Linked DNA regions of Homo sapiens: region 1 is linked to region 2. A link is an interaction called in ENCODE POLR2A ChIA-PET data of the cell type or tissue named here. Cell type or tissue: PC-9. All regions are shown on one strand. Region 1 has its middle 4.6 kb from the start of HSD52. Region 2 overlaps FGGY (FGGY carbohydrate kinase domain containing).

The links. ChIA-PET counts read pairs that join two places held together with the same protein. Peaks named below come from ENCODE experiments on the same cell type or tissue, not always from the same donor. Only the 100,000 strongest peaks of a DNase experiment are listed, where the experiment ranks them.
Region 1: POLR2A ChIA-PET joins it to region 2 with 12 read pairs; 4 of 35 experiments call an interaction of 5 or more read pairs at or near these places.

Annotation. Positions count from the first base shown.
Region 1 is chr1:59,150,120-59,152,619 of GRCh38, reverse strand. No RefSeq gene overlaps it. Among named protein-coding and RNA genes, the nearest start is that of HSD52, 4.6 kb to the right of the region's middle. In PC-9, no CTCF peak of the experiment used is centred here; a DNase peak (open chromatin) is centred at 1,379; H3K4me3 peaks cover 1,075 bases; H3K27ac peaks cover 2,500 bases.
Region 2 is chr1:59,703,643-59,706,142 of GRCh38, reverse strand. All of the region lies in intron 14 of FGGY (FGGY carbohydrate kinase domain containing), which reads right to left. Among named protein-coding and RNA genes, the nearest start is that of MIR4711, 28 kb to the left of the region's middle. In PC-9, no CTCF peak of the experiment used is centred here; no DNase peak of the experiment used is centred here.

The DNA of each region.
Region 1 (2,500 bases), 550 kb after region 2:
AGCTGGCAAATGGCAGAACCAGGATTTGAAACCAGGTAGTCTAGTTTTACAAAACAAATGCTTACTTTGCTCAATCAGTTCCTCTGATTAATGTTAAAATCTGCTTTCCTATACCTTATGAATCTTCATCCCACTTATTAATTCTGGTTTGGGCCAGAATCAGAAGTTTTCATTTTTAACCCAGAAGTTCATGGATGAATTTCTGCAAATCTAGTGAACCCTGAAATTGTAAAGAAATTTTAATGATTTTTTAGCATTTGTGTATTATTTACTGGGAAGTGGTAGAAAAGCTTTTCGACAGATTCTCCAATGGGTCTTTGATCTAAAAATACACTTGTGAACATTGCTTTAGAGCAGGGGTTCTCAAAGTGTGATCCTGGAGCCAGCAGAATCAGCATCTCCTGGGTATTATTGGGAATGTAGGGCCTATCCCAGACCTACTAAATCAGAAACTCTGGGAGTGGGACCCAGAAATCTGTGTTAATAAGTCTTCCAGATGATTCTGATGTGTGCTCAAGCTTGATAACCACTGCCCTAGAGCAAACATAAACATGAATAATGTGGCAATAGGGTCTGTTCACTGGCCTGGGTGAGACATTCATAGTGGATGTGATATCAAGGAGGGGAGAGCAAAATCACAGAAGGCTGAGATCTTCTTTGGATACTCTCAGGAAGGAAACACTGAGACATAAACTTTGAACTGAGCCAATATTTTGGACAAGGCACTCACGTAGGACTTCCATGGAGCTCAGAACAGGCATTTCTGGGAGATGCTGAGCTCTTGACTTGCAGCTTAGAAGATGCAACCTGTAGAATCATGCATCATTCCCAAATCCCTTGGAGGCTAGCCGTCCCCCTCTCATATACAGTTTCTTCTAGGGCTAGAGTTTAGATATCTTGTTTCATCCAAGGTACACAGACCTCTAATGACATTTCACAGAGGATATTTTCCTGGACTCCCAGGGCATTTAGTATCACTGACACCCTAACCACTCACTGTAAGGTGCCAGGGCCCTGGCCCATACATTTGCCCGGCAACACAACAGCTGTGCACTCTGTGCAGGATTCATGCCTGCAATGCCAGTCTCTTTCAGCATCTTCCTTGAAACACAAAAAGGTCCAGAAACAACCTGCAGTGCTTGGCAATGGAAGCGGTGAGGATCCCTGTGCCCTACTCCCTTGCAGCCTGTCCTCTCCCAGGATCCAGGCTCGGCCTCTTTCTTTCCGCTAAGTCACAAAGCTGGAAAGTGCTGCGGGTAGGGAGAGAGCCTGTGCCTGCTGGTTGGCTTGGAAAGGTTCTGGGAATTCATTATGATCTAAACAACTATTCCAGTTATTCATGTGACTCAGCCCCTGAAATCAGGATCATCCTGTGTCCACAGGGCCGGGTGTTGCTGACTCAGTGCTGAAGAGGGCACCTTGTCAGCCCTCCTAGGCTCCCAACTCCCCCTCTCCCTCCCCTTCCTCCCCAGAGGACACTGAAGGAAAGCAGATGCGTGAGTAAGCTTCTCAGCCTGTTCAGTTTCATTTTTAAACAAGCAACCAACCTCCTCCCATTCTAGCTTCTCACCGCACACATCTGTCAGTCTTCTGTGCATTTTGGTGGGGAAGCAATCACAGTCACTTATGCATCATGCATTCACATATGCATTTAGCACAGGTTTAGCCACACCTACTGTGTGTGCAGCTGATTGCTAAGGGCTCAGATCCAGAGATAGACATGGGCTATATCTGCCCATAACATTCAGGGGTCTAGTGGGGAAAATGCATTAATGGACATTAAGGATGTAATGGAAAAAGCCCTGTAGCAGAGTGCTTTTAACTCTATGGAGAGCTTTGAGATTGCTGAGCTGCAAGTGCCAACCCTTTTTAGGTGTCTGGCATTCCTCTTCAACAAGCAGCAAAATTCATAGACTGTGGTTGGGAACTACTTCATCTATGAGAACTAGAGAGAGAAGAAAATTCCAGGAACCAACATGGCACAAGAGAGGGCTTTCTGGAAGAAGGCTGAAGAAGGCTGAAAGGGTGTGGAGACTAAAGTGGCAAGTTTTACAGTTTTCCCCAAGGGCCTTTCTTTCTTTTTTTTTTTAATATCTACAATTTTTATTTGTAAATTTGAAACACGTAAAATGGAAAAGGAAAATAGGAAGAGAAAAAGAAAAAAAATATATATGTATATATATAACCTAGTGTAATAGTTTGAGCGTTTTTTGTTTTTGTTTTTGTTTTTTGTTTGTTTTGTTTTTCCCTGAATATCTCCTTTTAGGTGAATTCCATCCATCCAGTTACTCCACTGTGGTACATCATACCTCTCTAGATTTGCAACACAGATGATTTCATGAGATTCCCCTTCATCACTGTCTTGGGTTGTTTCCACTCTTTTCTCCATTACATCTTCAATCTTTGTTGTTTTATTCCCCAGTTCCACTGGTGGTGGAAGGTGGGGGGGAATCCTCAATATATGGTCAAAAGTAGATAAGTGGCAATAAAATTAAGAGTT
Region 2 (2,500 bases):
GAGGCTCAGTGAGTTTACGATCCACAATGCTTGAAGAAAGAACTCTCCACCCACGTAGACAGGAGCTGTTCCCCAGAGCCCTGGCTTCCCTCCTCCTAAAGGGGTCGGCCACTGTGGAGAATTTTCCAGCATTGAGCAATGGTGTAGGTGTTTCGTTTCCTTTAGGCCCACTGAGATGTATCATCAGGAAATTGCCTCAGACTCTCAAGCTAGATATGCCTCCACCATTTGGCTACAAAAATCCTCAGAAGAGATGGAAGTCAATAGTTTTAGATGACCAGTTGCATTCAAAGGTCCAGGGGAAAAAAGGTCTTTAACCAGAAAAGGCAAAAGCAAACATGTATTGAGCAGATACCAAGTGCTGAAACATGGGAAATGTGAAACCTCACAATAGTCATTTGAAGTTGTGATTAGCTCCATTCTACAGAGAAATAAACTAAGGCTCAGAGAAGCAAAGTTATGTCTCAAAGTCAAGTGGTAAGTAGAGGAAGCTGGTTATGATCCAACGCTCAGATGACTTCAGGCTGCATGCTCAGTATCCAGCTTCTTGCAGCATCTCATTTGCCTGTGGCTGATCCCAATGGAGTTTTAGAATTTCCCCATAATTAATGATAAAATTACTAAGAATGTCTTTAACAAACACAGGGACCTGCCAGCCTGGTATGTTCTGATCTCAGCTTTGCCCTTGGTAAAACACTCACCTCCTCAGTCCTTACTGCGCACATAAAAGTCTAAAACTCTTGGGCACATAAAAGTTTACTCTTGGGCACATAAAAGTCTAAAACATTATCAGTCTGAAAAACACAGCTTCAAGTAAAGAAATAGTTTAAAGGGAACATTTCCAAGAAATTCTGATGTCATAAAGAGATTCACAGATAAAAGTTTATGAAGTTTTAAAACTCCGGTACCAGATATTGTAAGCAAAGGTAGATAAGAAGGGACATACTATAAGAATGTCTTCAGTATGTAATGATAGATAAAGAATTGGTATGTAGAGCAGATAAAGAACTCCTCTAAATCAATGAGGAAAGGACAAACAACCCTATAGGAAAATGAAGAAAAGATATTAATAGGCCATTAACAGAAAAGTACTTGATGGGTATAAAGAGAATGTTCATTCTTACTAGTAATGGGGAAAGGCAAAGGAAAAGAACAATGAGCAGTCATTTTCTGCCCGAAAATTGGCAAAAAATATTAAACAACTGACAATATCCAGCATTGGCAAAGGCACAGGGACATCATTGGCAGGAATACGAATTGGGACAGCTTTTTTGGAGGACATTTTGGCCACAGCTAACAAAATTTTAAATGCACAAATCCTTCCACTAGAAATTCCACTTTTTTTTTGTATTTCTCTAAAAGAAGTCCTCATATTTGTATATAAAGAACTACACCAACAATAATCTTTGTGTCTCTGTAACAGCTAAACACTAGAAACTACCTAAAGGTCTATCAACACATTGGTTAAACAGTTTTTTATATATGCAGATTCTGGAATTACTGTCAGCATGTAATAGACATGGGGCAGCTTTATATGTATTAATATATTCCAAAGTATCTTGTAGATAAAAAAAGTTATCTCTTTTTCATCCTCTACTATTTAAACAGTATAGTATTCTATTATACAATCTCTACTATATGATATATATGTGTATATATATGTCTGTGAATACATAAAAAATGTAAGACAGACATACAAAACGCATAATAGTGATTACTTTTGGGATCAGGAGAGGTTTGTGCCTTTTGCTTTTACTCTATATATTCCTACATTGTTCGTGCTTTTACAGAGTAAGTGTATTCCTGTCATTTTTCAATGATCTAAAGAAAAGCAAGTTGGCAACAGAGACAGAAACACTTGCTTTGTGCTCGGGGTTATCTGCTGTTCTCCCAGGATTGAGAAATCCTCTGACCCAGCCCCAGGGCTGGGTCGCTCTTCTGCTGATAGGAATGGTAAGATGCTCAGCTGGAATCCGCCTTTCTCTCATTCTCTTCTCTTTCTGTAAGTGCTCACACATCTGAACATGTGCGCACATATACACATTCCTGTCTAGCGCACATACTCAGAGTAACTACTGCATAGGCTAGTTCAACAGCCTGAGAACTTTTGAATCATGAACCAGAGTGATTCTTGTCATCTTGATAAAACATGTACACAATCACACTCCAATACAACTACAACAAGAATAACAAATTGTCAGGCCCCATAAGCAGAAGACTTGATTTAAACCATAGGGTCCAATGGGCGCACATTGGATGTGAAGTTCCTTAAATAATGGCTCTGCTAGCCTAAAACATATCAGATGTTCCTTTAGCCTTAGCTCACCCAAGACATAAACTATGTGTTCAGGGGAAAGCAAAGTCAAATGACTCATGACAGAGTTTGTTTTTAGTATGAATTATTTTTTCTGGCTCCTTGCTTTTAAAGACAGATCCTTTTCAGATGGGCTAAAGCAAGGACTGCTGGGAGCTGGGCTCACAAGACTAGCCTTCCTATTCT